Linked DNA regions of Homo sapiens: region 2 is linked to region 1. The links are chromatin loops, found by intact Hi-C in ENCODE. Cell type or tissue: PC-9. All regions are shown on one strand. Each heading gives the region's core, and the rest is flanking DNA. Links, peaks and the distances in the headings are about the cores only. Region 1 holds the start of ALOX15 (arachidonate 15-lipoxygenase). Region 2 overlaps MINK1 (misshapen like kinase 1).

Region 1 (9,213 bases), core at 1,214-9,213:
TCCTGTTGCACTATGGAAAAACGAGATGCAGAATAAGGCATGCTACAATGTGCAGAAAAAGACAAAGATAGGCGTGTATTTGCTCAGTAATATTAGTGCACAGAAGAGACTGGTAACTGTGATTGCTGGGAGTGGAGCAACTGGGTGGCTTGGGGCCAAGAGGAGGGAGAAACTAGTGAATATCACTTTGTACCTTTTGAATTTTGAATCACATGAATGTACTTCCCAGTAAACAATTAAGCAGGGCCGGACATGATGGCTCATGGCTGTAATCCCAGCACTTGGGGAGGCCGAGGCAGGTGGATCACTTGAGGTCAGGAGTTCAAGACCAGCCTGGCCAACATGGTGAAACCCCATCTCGACTGAAAATACAAAAAGTAGCCGGGCATGTTGGTGGGTGCCTGTAATCCCAGCTACTCTGGAGGCTGAGGCAGGAGAATCGCTTGAACCCGGCAGGTGGAGGTTGCAGTGAGCCGAGATCACACCACTGTACTCTAGCCCGGGCAACAGAGCAAGACTCCATCTCATTAAAAAAAAAAACACCAAAAACAAAAAACAAGCAAACCAGAAAATATGCATCACAGACATATTTTCGTGGACTTCATTTGTGTTACCAGGCTGATTGTAATCCATGCCATGAAGTTTATGTTAGTATTCCCCTTTTGTTTACATTGCCTGATAATTTGTTTCCCTTTGTCTCCCCCAAGGGAAGCATTCATTTATAATGAATTTTTCAGCTCAGTGTGTTTCAGCAAACACTTATTGACACCCACAAACCCTGACACTGTGCCGTCTCCAGGGGAAACAAAAGTGAGAGTCCTGCTGGGTGTGTAGTCCCTGCCTAGGACGGGCTCACATTAGTGGGGGATACACACATACAAATGCTCACACTGCAGTATTAACTGTGCAACAGTAGAAGTGTGCGCAAGGAGAAAAGTGTTAGAAAGGAAAGCTGGGCCGGGCGCCGTGGCTCACACCTGTAATTCCAGCACTTTGGGAGACTGAGGTGGGTGGATCACAAGGTCAGGAGTTCAAGACCAGCGTGGCCAACATGGAGAAACCCCGTCTCTACTAAAAATACAAAAATTATCCAGGCATGGTGGCAGGCGCCTGTAATCCCAGCTACTCGGAAGGCTGAGGCAGAGAATTGCTTGAGCCCGGGAGGCAGAGGTTGCCGTGAGCCGAGATCGTGCCATTGCACTCCACCCTGCATTCCAGGGTGACAGAGTGAGACTCTATATCTCAAAAAAAAAAAAAAAAGGAAAGCTAATTCACTCTGGTGGGGTGGTGGGGGGTGAAAGTACCGGGTAAGACTTTCCTGAGAAACCGGAGGTGAACTAGGGTTTAGAAGCATGAATAGATGAATAGACTAATCCAGGAGCAAGTTCTTTTGAGAGAACAGCAGGTGGGGTTCTGGGGAACACATGGCTCCAGCCCAAAAAGAAACTGGAGACGAATTAGGGTTTAGAAGCATGACCAGACTAACCCAGAAGTGAGTTCTTTGAGAGAACAGCAGGGGCGGCGGGGGGAGGGGGGGTTCCGGGGAACACATGGCTCCAGCACAGGAGATGCCAGGGTGCAGTGGGATGAGAGGTGAGGAGAGCAGGTCAGGTTAGCAAGGGCATTGAATGCCAGAAACATTTGGACTTTTATTCTGCAGGCAACAGGGAGGCAGCGGCTTTTATGCTCAAAAGGAATGAGTCCCAGTGGCTGGCACAGAGAAGGCAAGTGTGCAAAGCTGGTCGAATGAATTCCGTGGCCTGAATGTACCTTCCTCAAATGCCACTGCAAACTGGGTCTCCTCGCCCACTTCACCCTCTCCTGCAATCCAACTTGTGAGGCTTGTGTGTGCGCGCGCGTGTCCTTGCGTGTGTGTGTGTGTGCACGCGTGCGTTTAGATGGAGGTTGGCTTCCCAGCCACCCAGGCTTGGCCCAAAGTCCGTGGTACACACGTGCATAACTCCTACCCCCACCTCGCCTGCCTGCTGTACCAGGCGTTGATTCCCTCTTCCTGCGTGTTTTCGGTCCAAATCCTTTTCTTTTTCTCCCTCCCGTCAAGATAGTGGTTTCCACTCCCTGCTCTCGCCAGGACACCGCCTTTTGGACTGGGGCTGAATTCTGCCCCTTGAAGCTCTGCTCCTTGGAGCTGGGGGCCCCAGCGGTAGGCGGAGTTGATTGGAGACCTGCCACCCACATTCCGACCCCAAGCGACCTCCGAGAGGGCGGGGTCTCAGGCTGGGTTATTTAGCTCGTCCACCCTTCTCCACCAGAAGGAGCGAAACATCTTTGAGCAAGATGGGTCTCTACCGCATCCGCGTGTCCACTGGGGCCTCGCTCTATGCCGGTTCCAACAACCAGGTGCAGCTGTGGCTGGTCGGCCAGCACGGGGAGGCGGCGCTCGGGAAGCGACTGTGGCCCGCACGGGGCAAGGTGAGCTCCCCAGAGCCGGGCGGGGTGGGCTGCGCCCCTGGCTCCGAGTCAGTCAAATACCGGGGAGGACATGCGCCCCCGTTGGCCTCTGGCCGATTCTCTTTGCCAAGGGCCCGCGCATTGGGCTCAAAGCGCGCGGAGGCCACGGGGGTGGGGGGCTTTAGGGCAGTCGGTGGCACACAGTAAGCGCTCAATAAATGTTGCCGCTACCCGATCTCCTTGGAATTGAGGGCATGCTCCTGTGCGCCCCTCATTGCACAAAGCTCCCTTGTCTGGAAACTCAGCAGTCACTGGAGCCGCCGTCGGTCCTCTCGCTTTCTCTATTTTAAAAACCGTTTCAACCGCTAGCGCTGTTGGATCTCTACCTTTCAGGCTTTATCACCTGGGGTGGAGTGGGTGGTGAGAGGGAAGGGATGGGGAGTCAAGACAGGAGAACGCTCTCGATTTCCCGACCCACCTCCCGTCATATCTCATGTCACATCTACCGGGTGTTCTACCCGGTCCTGTTAACTTTTTTTCTTCCGCGAAAGCCCAAATTCCCATCACTGCTCTAGCTCTCTCCCAGATCCCCAAATCCGGATGTCTGTCTCAGGGAACGTCAAAGCAACATGCCCGGATGAGGTCCTCCCCTCTCCCCACCTCCCAGCCCTCTCCTCCTGCCTCCCCCGGTGTCACCCGCGCCTCCTTCCTCTCTTCACCTCCCTCTAAACAAGAATCCGGCGCAGTCAGTTCTAGACCCTGAGCATCTCCCGCGTCCCTGCCCAATATCCGTCCCGCCCCCGACCGCCCGCGTCCTCTTGAACCTGCGGAGCCCTGCTCCCCGCACTCCACGCCCTTGCTCCGAGCTTCCGAGAAAGCGGGGCAAAGGGAGCCAGGAAGAGAGAAAATGCGCACGGAGCAGGTGGCCCCGCGACTCCATGGTGAGGGGACGGGGCACGGAAGGTGGAAAGGCGCGCTCCCTCCTCCCTTTTTTCCTCCCTATGGTGGGCAGTTGGTGACACACAGTAAAGGCTCAATAAATGTTCCCGCTACTCGATCTCCTTGGAATTAAGGGGATGCTCCTGAGCGCCCCTCATTCCACACAGCTCTGGTGCCTGGAAACTGCGGTCGCCGGAGCGGTCGTCGGTCCTCCCGGTTTCTCTATTTTAAAAGCCATTTCAAACCTCCAGCGGCCTCGCCACCTCTGCTGCAGACCTTCCAAGCCCTTCTGAAGCCGGAATGATTTCTCCCTAATTCACTCCCCCTGCTTAACACATTCGAACGGCTCCCGCTTGTTCTCGGGACCAAATCCAAAGCCCCTGGCGCCACCTTCGAGAGCCTCCGGACCTGCTGACCCCCCACACCTGGGCTCTGAGCTCCAGCTCCAAGATGCTGCTCGCCCTCCCTTCCCCGCCGCTCTCTTTCTGCGCGCCTTTCCCCTGCCTTCCCTTTCTGTCACTCTCCCTGGCTGAGCCCTCTCCGCCTCCAGGTCTCCGGGAAGGTTGTCCCCAGGCCGGTGGGGCCCCTGCAGGTCCTCAGCCTCGGGCGGGGTGGGGTGGGGGGTCGCACAGCGGGAATTGCCACCAGCGCGTCCGGGCTCCACAGCGCGCTCGTCCAGGGCGCGGCAGCGCTCAGCCCAGCGCTTGGCACAGTCAGTGACCACAGGGAGGAGAAAGTGAAGGCAGGAGCGCACCTTCCCACCTGCCGTCCCCGTCCCCTCAGAACCGAGTCCTGGGGCCACCTGCTCGGCGCGGTCCCTCTCTCTCTGGCTCAGTCCCCGCACCCCGATACGTCTCCTCCTCTCAGAGGCTCCGAGGAAGGGCGTGGGCGCTGGAGGGAGCAGGGCTCAGCCGGGTGCCCCTCCCGCCAGGCCCCACCGGGGCTGAGCCTCTTCTGTCGCCCGCAGGAGACAGAACTCAAGGTGGAAGTACCGGAGTATCTGGGGCCGCTGCTGTTTGTGAAACTGCGCAAACGGCACCTCCTTAAGGACGACGCCTGGTTCTGCAACTGGATCTCTGTGCAGGGCCCCGGAGCCGGGGACGAGGTCAGGTTCCCTTGTTACCGCTGGGTGGAGGGCAACGGCGTCCTGAGCCTGCCTGAAGGCACCGGTAAGCGCGGGGCTGAGGGTGTCAGGAGGCCTCTGGGCTGTGTGAGAAGCTGGGGGGATGCGCGTGTGGAGAAGAGGGCGCAGGATGGGGGTGCTGGAACCTGGAGCGCCGGGGTCTTTGGGGGTGTCGAAGGGGCGGTGGCTGCAGCTGGCACAAAGTGGCTGGAGCCTGGGGGAGGGGCGTGATGCTGAAGGGGCAGAGGCCACACAGAAGGACGGGGTGCTGAGGCTCTCCTGGCAGAGACAAGAAGAGGCGCTCACCAAAAGTCACTGGCCAAGTCCTCCTCTGTCCTTCTAGGCCGCACTGTGGGCGAGGACCCTCAGGGCCTGTTCCAGAAACACCGGGAAGAAGAGCTGGAAGAGAGAAGGAAGTTGTACCGGTGAGCCCTCCTCCCCTGACCCCACGTGAGCTGCTGATGCTTCCAGCACCCATACTTGATTTCCTTCCTGCCCCACAGGTGGGGAAACTGGAAGGACGGGTTAATTCTGAATATGGCTGGGGCCAAACTATATGACCTCCCTGTGGATGAGCGATTTCTGGAAGACAAGAGAGTTGACTTTGAGGTTTCGCTGGCCAAGGGGTGAGAGCAAGGGGAGGCTGGGTGAGAGGGAGGTGTCCTGGTCTAGTGGAAGCCAAGGGGCTTATGGGCTGCACTGCATTGGACTGGCCCAGGATCGGTGCCTGTGGTCGTCATGTTAGAGCCTCAGAATGATGCTCAAACCCTTTGCCCCATCCTGCCCTGAAGGCTGGCCGACCTCGCTATCAAAGACTCTCTAAATGTTCTGACTTGCTGGAAGGATCTAGATGACTTCAACCGGATTTTCTGGTGTGGTCAGAGCAAGCTGGCTGGTCAGTCCCCCACCCCAGTATGTCTCCCAACCCCCCAGATCCCACCCAGATCCCACCCAACCCAGGGGAATTGAAAGAAGCAGGGTGGGGAGACCAGAGACTTGGGTCCCTCTGGTGGGCTGGAGTCAAGGAGGCATGGTTGGTGGGGTTGGAAGGACCAAGAGCTCAGATCCCACAACTTGCTCAACAACTGCCTTCCCCAGAGCGCGTGCGGGACTCCTGGAAGGAAGATGCCTTATTTGGGTACCAGTTTCTTAATGGCGCCAACCCCGTGGTGCTGAGGCGCTCTGCTCACCTTCCTGCTCGCCTAGTGTTCCCTCCAGGCATGGAGGAACTGCAGGCCCAGCTGGAGAAGGAGCTGGAGGTATGGACATCAGAGCCCTGAGGAAGCTCAGCAGTGAAGTGGGGTGGCCTAGTGCCAATGATGCTGCTGCGGGACCCACTGTGGGCCTGGCTTGCTGCCAGCCAGCAAGGACGGATTCTGCAGGAGAGGTCCTGAGGGACCCTGGAGAAGCTCAGCTGCTCGGCCTCCTTCCTACACGAGAGTAGCTGCGGAGGGAGGGCGTGCAAGATGGAATGGTTGATAGAAACAAGGTCAAATGAAGAAATGTGACTGGCCCCTGGTGCTAGGGATTCGGGGAGTGTGCAGAGTAAGAGAGTCAGGATCAGAGTGCTGTGGCTGTTCATCAGGAGGCGATATGGAACAACAGAGAGGAAATTCATGGGATTAAGGGCAGATAGGCTTGGATGTGAATCCTGGTTCTGCTATTTGTAAGCTGTGTGACCTCAGGCAAAATACCCAACCTCTCTGATTATCTGTTTCCTCTTCTGTAAAATTGAGGCTCATTCAACTAGGTATAAAAATTATAAGGCTGAGCACAGTGACTCACACCTGTAATCCCAGCACTTTGGGAGGCTGCAGGAGGATCACCTGAGCCCAGGAGTTGGAGACCAGCCTAGGCAACGTGGTGAAACCCTGTCTCTACAAAAGTACAAAAATTATCACCTGTAATCTTTGGTGTAGTGGCATGCACCTGTAGTCCCAGCTACTTGGGAGGCTGAGGTGGGAGGATCACCTGGGCCCAAGGAAGTCAAGGCTGCAGTGAGCCGTGGTGATCCTGCCACGCACTCCAGCCTGGGCAGCACGGTAAGACCCTGATTAAAAAAAAAAATGATATGAGGAAGTAAGCACATGATCCATTACCTGGTATAAAGTAGATGATGGAGACGAGTTAGCTCCACTCTCTTCCCCCTTGGAGGAATCCGAGTAGGAAGAAGATGCTTTATGTTGATAGCAGCCCTTGACCTCTTCCCCCACCCAGGGAGGCACACTGTTCGAAGCTGACTTCTCCCTGCTGGATGGGATCAAGGCCAACGTCATTCTCTGTAGCCAGCAGCACCTGGCTGCCCCTCTAGTCATGCTGAAATTGCAGCCTGATGGGAAACTCTTGCCCATGGTCATCCAGGTGAGAGGACTCAGGATTTCTGCTCCCAGTCTCTGGCTTTTGAGAAAGCTCAGCCCCTTATCAAAATTTACTGAGCACCATCTGCAAAGGCACTGGGCTAAGGCACCTGGGAGACGCGAAAGGAGGAAATGCGCCAAGTCTCTATTCGAAGGCCTTGCAGTGTAGCTGGAGAGACAGACTGGGCCAGTCTGCAGAAGCTCCAGGACTGAGGAAGTCCCTGAGGACAGAGACAGCCCAGGAGGGATTGGGGAGGTGGGGTGTCACGAGCTTTGGAGGAGGGCCAGGTCTCAGACAAGCAGGAGGGAGAGGAAGGACCGGTCCTCAGGGGCAAGACAGACTGGGCAGAGGCTGAGGTAGAGGAGTCAGGCAATTCCTAGGGGACAGTTGGACCAGAAGCCAGACTAAGCCAGGCTAAGGAGTATGAGGTGGGAAGCTGGAGAAGGCCGTGATGAAACGTGCTGTGGGCACGCGGTGTGGGCAGTGGTGTTTAGGGTGGGTTGGAGAGGGGAGATGCTAGAAATAGGGACTGGGGCAACATGCCCCAGCACTGACCCCAGGAGGAGGGGAGCTCGGATGTGGGTAGTGACCATCAGGATGGAGAGGACAGGTGGATGCGAGTGCAGAGGGAGATCAAGGAGAGGGGAAAGGGGAGCCAGGCCAGTTGCCTGCAGAAATAGCACCGATAAAGAGAACAGGGTGCCCAGGTGGATTTTTGTCTGGCCAATGTTGAGGTAACGGGAAGACACTTAAATTATCCAGCAGGCAGCTGAGAACAAGAGATTCAGTCATTTGTGTAGAGGTGGGGCCAAAAGATGAGTTTTCAAAAAACAGTGTGGGATGGAGGAAGCAGGTGGTTTGAATCTTGTCCACACTGTGGGAACTGAAAGGGGAAGTGGAGGCTGGAGGAGGCACCAGAAGAGCAGTTTCTGCAGAATGCTGGAGGCAAAGCAGCTTGCAGGGTGCTAATGCACTGAGCGGGCAGGAAGGGGAGGGGAGGAAACGGGAGCCGTAGGGAGCGGCAGGAGTGAGATGGGGAAAGCAGAACAGGTTTGGAGGACGAAGGGTGAGGTTAACATGCAAGGGGGGCGGGAATCGCTGAGTGCCTGGCACTCATGCCTTCTCTCCCCACACTTGTCCCTGCTCCAGCTCCAGCTGCCCCGCACAGGATCCCCACCACCTCCCCTTTTCTTGCCTACGGATCCCCCAATGGCCTGGCTTCTGGCCAAATGCTGGGTGCGCAGCTCTGACTTCCAGCTCCATGAGCTGCAGTCTCATCTTCTGAGGGGACACTTGATGGCTGAGGTCATTGTTGTGGCCACCATGAGGTGCCTGCCGTCGATACATCCTATCTTCAAGGTAACTCCTTATCCCCTTCTCTCTTGCCTGCCACTATCTCTGCCCCAGGGCACGTTCCGACCTCTGGAGGCTCCCTCTCTGTGGGGTCTCGGGGTACAGAGAGAAACAATGAATGGACAATGTGAGAGCAACAGAGAATGAGCAGGGCTGGCCATGCATTTTCAAAGGGGATAGCACCTCCCACCTGGGAAAGTGGCGAAAATAATCTTACTCTTTTTATATGTAAAGCACAGTACATGCAAATGACCAAGGATTCCATCCAACAAGAGGAACCCGTGAAATAACGTTAAAAAGATCTTTTCCAGACATTGATTTTTTTTTTTTTTTTGAGATGGAGTCTCCCTTTGCCCAGACTGGAGTGCAGTGATGCGATCTCGGCTCACTGCAACCTCTGCCTCCTGGGTTTAAGCAATTCTCCCACTTCAGCCTCCCCAGTAGCTGGGATTACAGTCGCGCACCACCAGGCCTGGCTAATTTTTTTTGTATTTTTAATAGAGACAGGATTTCACCATGTTGGCCAGGCTGGTCTCGAATGCCTGACCTCAGATGATCTGCTTGTCTAGGTCTCCCAAAGTGCTGGGATTACAGGCGTGAGTCACTGTGCCTGGTCCAAGTTTGTCTTCTTTAAAGAACTGAAAGAAGCCTAGTGTAATGGATGAAGGAGAGAGGGAGGAGACCAGGCTCTGGAGGGAGGCAGTGGTTAGAACATCCATTCTCAGTGGGGGCACAATGTCCCCCAAGGGATGAAGATGGTTGGAAAATGTGTGTGAAAAATATTATTATTATTATTATTATTATTGCTGCCCAGGCTGGAGTGCAGTGTCACGATCTTGGCTCACTGCAACCTCTGCCTCCTGGGTTCAAGCAATTCTCCTGCTTCAGCCTCCCGAGTAGCTGGGATTCAGGTGCCTGCCACCATGCCTGGCTAATTTTTGTATTTTTAGTAGAGATGAGGTTTTGCCATGTTGGTCAGGCTGGTCTGAAACTCCTGACCTCAGGTGATCCGCCCACCTCGGCCTCCCAAA
Region 2 (9,213 bases), core at 370-8,369, 250 kb before region 1:
CAGACAGGCACTTGAAGAGGCCACCCCACAACACACAGGGCAGCGGGAGAGAGACAGGAACCTGCACCCTCACCCCACTCTCTAGAGAAGGGAGCCGCTCTCCCTCAGACTTGCCCCAAAGCCCCACCTCTTCCCCACTGCCACTTCCCCTCCCTCCCTGTGCCTTGGAGTGGGAGGGCCCCACTCCCGATGCCGTACCGGCCCCCAGGGGTATCTCTGCTCCCCTCTGCTGGCCCGCCTTCGCCTTCCTCCTCGTCGTCCTCACTGCTTTCCACCTCCTCGCTGGACGACGAGTAGTCCATGGCCTTCTTGGGAGGCCGAGGGGCCTCGTCCAGAGTCCGCTCTTTCAGCAACACAAAGTCCTGCAGGGAGGAGCCACGTGAGGGGCAGGGAGAAGCTGGGCCTGGGTGGAGGTAGACAAAGGGTGCCGGGACACCCCAGCAGGGCGACAGGAGGGGCTCCCACAAGCAGGCCCATCTCACTAACCTCACCAATTGCTCGCTTATAGCTCTGGGAGGGGCCGCAGGGGAAGAAAGAGCCAGAAGAGAGGTTAGGAGAGAGGTTAGGAGAGAGGTTAGGAAAGGTTAGCACCATGAGAAGCACCAGTCCCTCCATCCCCACAGCCCTTCTCGGTAGATCAGCGGAGACCCCACCCCTGACACCCAGCACCCTGAGGCTAAGCCCCAAACCAGGATGAGGCAGGCCATGCCTGCCACCAGGTGACTCACTGCGGGCCGGCCTGGCCGTGAGCGGTGGTCGTCGGGCTTGGCTTTATTCCCAGGGGAGAGCACAGGGGAGCTGTCCGGTTTGGAGGAGACTGGACGGCAGGGTGGAAGAAGGTCACTGATGCCTGAACAAGGGATGGCCTCAAGCCCACACCCTGAGCCCCAGAACTCAGCCCCAAGTTCCATACCCACACAGGTCCTCCCTGTCCGTGTGGGTGCCCCAGTCCAAAGCCACCAAAGGCAGGGTCCATGGTGATAAGCCCCCAGGCCCAGAGCAGGCTGCCCAGCCCTGGCTCACATACCTCCCACGCGGTTCCGCTCCAGTGAGCCAGCCTGGGGGAGGTGCCCGTGAGAGGCTGGAAGGACGCTGTCCGAGCGTTCCCAGCCAGGGTCGCTCCTCCTGAGGTCGGGGTTACTGTTGGGGGGGCAGAGTCAGGGTCAGGGAGGCACGGTGCTCCCTTCTCTGGGGTGCTGAGCTGCACTGCAGAGGGAGCCATCACCAGGGAAGCGGGTGGCAGAAGTGAGAGGTGAGAGTGAGTTGGGGGACAACTCTATTACCTAGAGGCGTTGGGCGGGCCAGGGGGCTGAGCAGGGGGCCCTGGAGGCTTTGGGGTGCCCCGCTCTGCCCGCCTTTGCAGATAGATTTGCCAGGCGGAGTTGCTGCGAGGTCTGTGAAGGGAGCACAGGGGTGCCGAGGGGGCGGCGGGGGGGCGCTGAGGTGATGGGGCTGGGGCTTTCCCACCCCCAGGCGGGTAGGCTGGTAAAGTCCCTGTGCCCCCCCTACTCCCTAGGCTGCCCTCAGACCTCACCCAGGCGTTGCCCTACCCAGGCATTACCTGGCACGGACTGCCTGGGCTGGCCGGGACCCTCCGGCCCCACTGGTGTTAAGGGCAGTGGCGATAGATGAGGTCCTCTGAGGCACCTGTGGAGAGAAGTCCACGTGCTGCGAGCTGGCGCTGCGACAGGCACTTCTCAGATGTTTAAGCCTCACCTCTGAGAGGTGAGCTCCCCCACTTTGATGGATGAGAAAACTGAGGTTCAGGGGAGTTAGTGAATACGTCCAGGGTTATGAAGCCGGATGATGGTGGAGCTGCGGTTCTAACTGGCAAAGTCTGCCCCTTAGCGCTCCCAAAACACCCTGGGCGTTTCTCCGTTCCCACGCTCCCCACAGGGATCGATGCCACCCCTCCACGTCGCGTCCTCAGCTGGACGGCTGACCCCGGCAGGGCAGCGCCCTGGCTTTCTCTCGCTTCCCGCCCTGCACTCTTCCTCCATGTGGCCTGCCCCTTCACTGCCCTCCTTCTCTTCATGACTAGCTCTCTGCTTTTCCCTGGGCCTGCAGAACTGTCCTTACCTTGGGTGGGGCCTCGTTATCTGGGCGGACCCAGGCTGGGGGATTCGGGCTGGGGCCAGGTCCTTCAGAGGTGGGGTCTGAATTCTGGCGGATGACAGCTCCTCGGGCACTGGGCGTGGCAGTGGGTGCGGGGATGGCAGGGTCGGGGTCATGGGAGGCTGGGAAGGCAGCCAGGTTTCGGGTGGGCTGGTCCTGCAGGGACTGGGATCGGGGTACAGGTGCTGCATATGGCTTCAGTGGGACCCGGTGTGCCACCAGGCTCTGCAGGGAGAGACCAGGGAGGGTGGGCTGCCTGCTCCATGGCACATCCCCACCTGCGAATTGGGGTCTGGGGTGGGAAAGGACTTTAGCTGCCCCTTCCTCCATTGAAGGACAAGGGGTTCCTTGAGCCTGATGACAGCTAAGTCAGGACAGACACAGGCAGCAAGAAGCAGGTGAGTGAGTCTGTCCACAAAGCCTGTGCTCTGTAATCCTGGCTCACGGCTGAGCAGGTGTGTGTGTGTGTGTGTGTGTGTGCGCGCGTGTGTGTGTACCTGTGCTCTGAACAAAGCTCCCTGTGTCTTCATTAAGACAGGGGTGGGGAGAGACTCACCTTGTGCGGTCCCTCCTGGGGCTCCACCGGCCTCTGCATAGGAGGAGTCTGGGAAAGGGGTCCTGGGGGCCCTGGGGAGGCCTGGGGGATGGGGGGCTCAGGCCCCGTGCTGCCTGGCTTGCTCTTGGCCAAGGGAGAGTTCTGCTGCTTGTTCATCCTTGTTCTCTCTTCTACCTGTGATGTGAAGGGATGTCAAGCAGGCCAGCTCTTGCCTCCCTGTTCTCAAAACTGAGGGTCCCACCTGCCCTAACTACTCCCGCCCTATGCTCTGTGCTGTGTGCTCCTTTCCCCTACTTGGTGCCTGCTACTGTGAACTACTACTTCTTGTGGCTCTCCAGGCCTCAGGCAGTGGGACTGCAGTCTCAGGAGGCAAAGGAGGCAGTGAGTACCTCTCGGGCCCAGGCTGGTTTGTCAGCGGGATTCATGCCCCGACCATAATGGTACAGGGGCTTCCTGTCCCCAGGCAGGAGCTGCTGCTGCTGCTGTTTCTGAAGCTGCTGCTGCTGTTGCTGCTGCTGCAGGGACTTGAGGTAGGCATGCTCCTGCTGCAGCTGCCTCTGGAGACGTTCTGACTGCCGCTGCTCCTCCAGCTGCTTCCGCTTGTATTCCTGGGCCCAAGGGTAGGGAGAGAGGGCTCAGCAGGGTGTGGCCCTGGGAGTTAGAGCAGGCATGCCCTCTCTTTTCTCCAACTGCCTAGAGAGGAGATGTATTCCCTTGATGTCCTGGGTGAATCCCTTCCCTTGAAGTGTTCCCATCCCGTTCCAGCAAAGAAGCTCTGAAAAGCATCTTCCCAGAGGACGCTGAGGGACCCGTTACCAGCAGCAGGGCCTGTTCCTGGAGCAGCTGTTGCTGAAGGATCTCGAGCTGTCGCTGCTCCTCCTCTAGCCTGTGACGAATATATTCCTGGGGGACGGGGTGTGGGGTGGGGGGCAGAGGGCAGGGAAGGAGGAAGAGGCAGAGGAGGGCAGCAGCAGCGAGTTGGAGAAGGAGGAAGGGATCCGCAGGAGAATGAGGGGGTGCAGGGGAAGAGTAAGAGAGAGGTAGGGGAGGGGATGACATGAGCCCCAGGGGGCCATGCGGCACAGATGGGGAAGAAGAGGGCACAGGGAATGAGGGGGGATGAGGAAGGGGTCGGGGAGTCAGGGATGGGGTAAAGAGATGGGAATGAGGCAGGGAAGGAAGAGGGAGGGGGTCAGGGTTGGGGTTGAAGGGTGGGAGAAAACAGAGAGAAAGAGTGAAGCTAGAAAAGATAGGAGGAATCTGGGGGTGGGGGAGAGAAGGGGGAAGGGCACGGGGAGCAGGGGCGGCAGGCAGCAGGAGCGGGAGGGCGGGAGGGCAGGGATGCGGGTGCGGCGCTCTACCTGCTCGCGCTCCGCCTGCCGCCGCTCCTCCTCCCGCCGCAGAGCCTGCATGTCCTCCAGCCGCCGCTGCTGCTCCTTCTCCTGCAGCTTCCGCTGCTCCCGCTCCCGCCGCTGTTGCTGTGGGGAGAGCCAGGTGGTCTTAAGAACCATACCGGACATCGCGTCAGCACTGCCCCTCCATGGACAGGGAGGGGAGCCCTCCTTGCTCACCACGGAGGGTGGTAAGAGAGACCGGCTTCCGCTTGTTTCTGCAACTATACCCATCCCCACCCAAGGGCCCGCGGGGCTGGGCTCGGGTAAACAGCCGGTAGCTGTGACGAGAGAGGCTGTGAGACTGACTGCTGCCTGTGGGGTGGGCTTAGCTAGACAACACCTTCCACTCCCCACACCCCACCAAACAACAAACCAAAGCCGAACTCAAAACAAGCCTCCCCAGCACTCCTAGCCTAAAATCGACCTTTGCCTGAAGTCCATATAGAGCGGGTCGTAGTGATAGCCTTTGGCCACAAGAGGGCACCAGGTGCCCGTGCACAGAAAGCACAGAAAAGAGGGACCTGGCCCACTCCTTGACAAGCACCAGTGCCCAGGTGGTACTTTACTTTCACGGTATTTCTGTGGTGGCTTTCACGAAGTCTACCACCACCACCACCAACAAAAGCACAAACCCTGAGGGACCCTTACACTTGAGGGAACTTGTGCCTACTTCTGCAATGAAGTTGCCAGCAGGCCTTCTCCAGGTAACACCTTGTTAGATAGGACTCTGTGGCTGGGCGCGGTGGCTCACACCTGTAATCCCAGCACTTTGGGAGGCCGAGGCAGGTGGATCACCTGAGGTCGGGAGTTCGAGACCAGCCTGACCAACATGCAGAAACCCTGTCTCTACTGAAAAAAATACAAAATTAGCCGGGCGTGGTGGCGCATTCCTGTAATCCCAGCTCCTCAGGAGGCTGAGGCAGGAGAATCACTTGAACCTGGGAGACGGAGGTTTTGCGGTGAGCCTAGAGTGCGCCACTGCACTCGTCACCCTGGGCAACAAGAGCAAAACTCCATCTCAAAAAAAAAAAAAAAAAAAAGATAGGACTTTGTTACTATACTATCTGAACGCTATATTTATTTTATTTTTTTATTTTTTGGAGACGGAGTCTTGCTCTGTTCCCCAGGCCAGTGGCGTGATCTCAGCTCACTACAACTTCCACCTCCCAGGTTCAAGCGATTCTCCTGCCTCAGCCTCCTAAGTAGCTGGAACTATAGGCGCGTGCACCACCACGCCTGGCTAATTTGTGTATTTTTAGTAGAGATGGGGTTTCACCATATTAGACAGGCTGGTCTCGAACTCCTGATCTCACGATCCGCCCCCATCCTCCGACTCCCAAAGTGCTGGGATTACAGGCGTGAGCCACCTCACCTGGCCTATATTTTCAAAACTGCACAAGGCTCTTCTGTAGCAGGTTTTCTTGCAAATTATTTTTTGTTCAACAATGAGAGGGCCTACTTTGGAGGTAGCAGGTGGACAGTGTGGGTGCTGCGGGTTATTGCTTATTATTATTAGAGACGGAGTCTTGCTCTGTCACCCAGGCTGGAGTGCAGTGGTGTGATCTCTGCTCACTGCAACCTCCGCCTCCCGGGTTCAAGCAATTCTCCTGCCTCAGCCTCCGGAGTAGCTGGGATTACAGGCATGCGCCACCACACCTGGCTAATTTTTGTATTATTAGTAGAGATGGGGTTTCACCATGTTGGCCAGGCTGGTCTCAAACTCCTGACCTCAGGTGATCTACCCACCTCAGCCTCCCAAAGTGATGGGATTACATTTTGTGTTAAGTCCAGCTCATCATGAAATTTGAAATCATATAATTGTTTCAACAGAAATGCCATTCATTTAAGGCATTTTAAAACCTGTTCTCCAAGGCCCTAATGGACCCGGGGCAGGTCAGGAGGAGGCCGCGCCAGGCCTGGGCCCTTCGGAGACAGCCCACCTCCTCCACGCGGCGCCGCTCCTCCTTCTGCTCCTCTATGCGCCGCTGCCGCTGGTGCAGCAGGTGTTTGATGTGTGCCTCGGGGTCTCGCTGCTGCTGCTGCTGCAGCTGCTGCTGCTGTTTTAAAGCCTCTGAGTTGCTCTTATTTTCCTGCTGGAGCCGGAGAAACTCCCGGCGTAGAGTCGACTCTCCAGGCACGTTCATGATGGAGCTGGGCAGGGGTGGCACAAAGAAGCACTGGGGTCAGAACCCTGTTGGTTCCCACTCTCAACCCCGTGGGCCCGCCTGAGTGGGTGCTTTAACTGGATCAAAGCCTCTGCCTCTGGCCACTCCCAGGTGGCCAGGAGACTTACCGTCCCCTTCTGCCCAGTCTTCAGTCCTGTCCTCCTTTCCTATTACTGCTGCGCCCCACATTCACCACAAATTGCTCTCTCCCCAGCTCTTGCTCAGTCATTGGTTCCACTTCTTAGCACTCAGAAATTTGGTTTCCAGGAGTCTCTACCTCTCTGTGCCCACCACCCCCAGGCTGAGAGTCCCCAAAGCCAAGCACCACTGTAGTCCCCCCACTCAGCGATGACCGCCCCAACCCCCACTCCACCTGCCAGGCCTACCTTGGCTCTCCTTCCTCTCCATGGCTGTCATCTTCCTCCTCGCTGCCGCTGTACTCATATTCTGTCTCCTCTGCAGGGGGAGGCCACTGCAGTTATCTCACCCAGCGCCCCAGACCCGCCGTGGGCTAGGGAAACCTTGGGTGGGGATAACCAGGTCTCTCTGGCTGGGCAAGCATGAGGGGCCCCACCCACTTCCTGGGGGCAATGGGAGGACAGCGGGTCTCAGGTGTGGGCCTGGACAGGACCGGGACTGGGTCCCAGGGCAGCTGAGGTGTGGCAGAGCCTGTGCTTGTGCTCGCACACACATGTGCTTAGCATGGAGTTTTTGTAAGGATGCGAAAGGCCGGTCCTCCTTTGGAAGGCTGATTCAGACTGGGAGGGAAAGGAGGGAAAACCCCTTGGGGGTTGCAAGTTTGAGAACGATCTCCTTGGACAGGGAGAGCTGGGGCCAAGGAGGGGAGCAGGAAGGGGTGCCAGGAGCGAGCAGGGCTGGCAGAGAGGAGCCAGGCTGGAGTGTCCCCTAGTACCTGCCCCCTCCAGCCTGCCCACTGACCTTTCTCACCCCGCTTCTTCCGGGATCGGTCAATGTGGTCCTTAAGCTGGATGCGGACCTGCCGCTCCGTGGGCTGGTCCCGGATGAAGGGAAACTTCAGTAGCTGCTCCGTGGGTGGGCGGCTCAGGTAAGTCTTGATGAGACATGTGTCAATGAAGTCAATGAACTTCTTAGACCTGGAAACAGTGGTGGCTCACACTGGGAGGGTCCCCTCAGAAGGGATGGGTGCAGGAGGAAGAGGGTGGATCATTCATCCACAAGCCACCTTGACGTCCCTCCTGTCTTCATATCCCAACACCAGTCACCGCCCTCTGCCCCCCAGAATCTCTTCTCTGGTGAGATCCAAGCCTGAGCACAGAGGGCATGAAGGTGGGGATGGCCTTGTCCAGGGACCTTCCTTCCCAGAGCCCACACTCTCAGAGACCTACCACTTCTTGGACTTGAGCCTGGGCGGAGGGTTCCGAGGAATGAGGAAGAGGGCTCGCATGGGGTGCATGTCACACAGAGCTGGACACAGAGGAGACACCCTCAGTCCCTTTCACTGCACTGGGAGCTACAGGACCCTTCCTCGGCAGGGTCCCAGGACCCACCTCCTCCCTACAGCCACTCTCTGGGCCCTTCCTTTCCCTCCCCTCCCACTCCCGGCAGACTCAGAACTTACGGGGGGCTCCCTCTGCCATCTCGATGGCTGTGATTCCTAGAGACCAAATATCACTCTATAGACGGGAAAGAAGGAACAAGTGAATATTCCTGACAACTCTGCCCTGCAACCTCTCTTCACCCACCATCCTGGCCTCTCAGGAGCCTTCCTGGGCCACACCCATTCCTGCAGCAGTGCCTTCCAACCCATCCCATCTTCCCACCCACACTTGCCTTGCCGTAAGATGTTCCCCAGCCCCTCACTGCTAACATCATCTGACCTTCCTCTGTTCCCCAGCCTGCTCAGGCCCCGTGGTCCCCATATTGCTTCCCGCCCTTGGCAGCCCCCATGCTCCCAACTTTCCACTCCATACCCTGTAATCATAGGTGGCATCAGGGTTCTCATCACAGGCGATGACCTCTGGAGCCATCCAGTAGGGAGTCCCAATGAAAGTGTTCCGTCTGCCCACGGTGCGGTCCAGCTGAGCACTCACCCCAAAATCCACTGTGAAGACACAGAGGGAGGGGTCAGTGTGGGGAGTCACCTCTGCTCCCTTGCCTCACATCCCTGCGTGCACACACAGGACTTGCCTGAGCCAGCTGTGGTCCTGGCCCGACCCAGACACCCCAGCACCCTCCTTTACCCCACCACCATCCTGAAGAACCCGATTCCATCTTCCAGCATCTTAGAGAAAAACCCAGGTAAAAGGATCACGGACAGCATCCCAGGCAGGAGGGCCATCAGATCCCATCTCCCCAGAGCAACCTGCAGAGCACCTGGCCCGTAACAGGTGACAGGTGAAGAGCTTCCTGAGGGATTTTCAGCAGGAGGCAGGGCATTCCAGGGGGAGAGGGGAAAGGGGAGGGAGTGAGCCTCCCCAGTAGGAAGGGAGTTGGGCCTGAGCCACCAGAGAGAAAAAGGGGCCCCTCATTCTCTGTTCTGGAGGTGAAAGGTCCTCGTCAGCCTCAGAAGGAGCCGGCGCACCTAGCTTGACCTCAGCATTCTCTGTCAGCAGCACATTCTGCCCCTTGATGTCTCGATGGATCACCTTGTGGGCATGGAGATGGGCCAGACCCTGGGACAGGAGAGCAGGGAAAATTAGCCATGGTGTTGGATGGGGTAGGAAAGAGTAAGTGGGGAGTGAGTTGAGGGGACAAGGAGCAGTCAGTCTGGACAGGGCTGGGCTGAAGGAGCAGACCTTCTCCACCAGGAGCCCAAGCAAGCTGAGCTGTCCTGGAGAGCTTCCTCAGAGAGGTGGCTCCAGGTGAATTCCCAGCAGTTGCAGGGTTACAGGTGGAGAAGCGGCAGAGCTTGGAAACAGGAGCTTGTCTCCTCCAACAGCCTGAGACTTCCCAAGGTGTGGACCCTGCTTCCACATCCCACCCGCATCAGGCCTGCTGCTCC

The links. A loop is a pair of places that touch in the nucleus more often than their neighbours do. Peaks named below come from ENCODE experiments on the same cell type or tissue, not always from the same donor. Only the 100,000 strongest peaks of a DNase experiment are listed, where the experiment ranks them.
Region 2: it touches region 1 in a loop (6-fold over the local background); 7 of 110 quality-filtered maps call a loop at or near these places.

The regions. Positions count from the first base shown.
Region 1 is chr17:4,634,734-4,643,946 of GRCh38, reverse strand. ALOX15 (arachidonate 15-lipoxygenase) reads left to right here and starts at 2,269. Exons shown (of 14, transcript NM_001140.5): 1 at 2,269-2,430; 2 at 4,316-4,517; 3 at 4,815-4,896; 4 at 4,975-5,097; 5 at 5,263-5,366; 6 at 5,570-5,730; 7 at 6,689-6,832; 8 at 7,979-8,188. The coding sequence starts at 2,296. RefSeq lists an enhancer at 4,826-6,025. In PC-9, for the core only: no CTCF peak of the experiment used is centred there; a DNase peak (open chromatin) is centred at 4,976; H3K4me3 peaks cover 864 bases; H3K27me3 peaks cover 903 bases.
Region 2 is chr17:4,884,583-4,893,795 of GRCh38, reverse strand. MINK1 (misshapen like kinase 1) reads right to left here. Exons shown (of 32, transcript NM_153827.5): 6 at 8,794-8,884; 7 at 8,183-8,313; 8 at 7,831-7,885; 9 at 7,598-7,676; 10 at 7,170-7,345; 11 at 6,617-6,686; 12 at 6,006-6,216; 13 at 4,033-4,149; 14 at 3,061-3,279; 15 at 2,672-2,845; 16 at 2,080-2,340; 17 at 1,562-1,647; 18 at 1,284-1,394; 19 at 1,028-1,140; 2 more. Among named protein-coding and RNA genes, the nearest start is that of C17orf107, 10 kb to the left of the region's middle. In PC-9, for the core only: CTCF peaks have their summits at 4,353 and 4,553 (motif pointing right); a DNase peak (open chromatin) is centred at 4,545.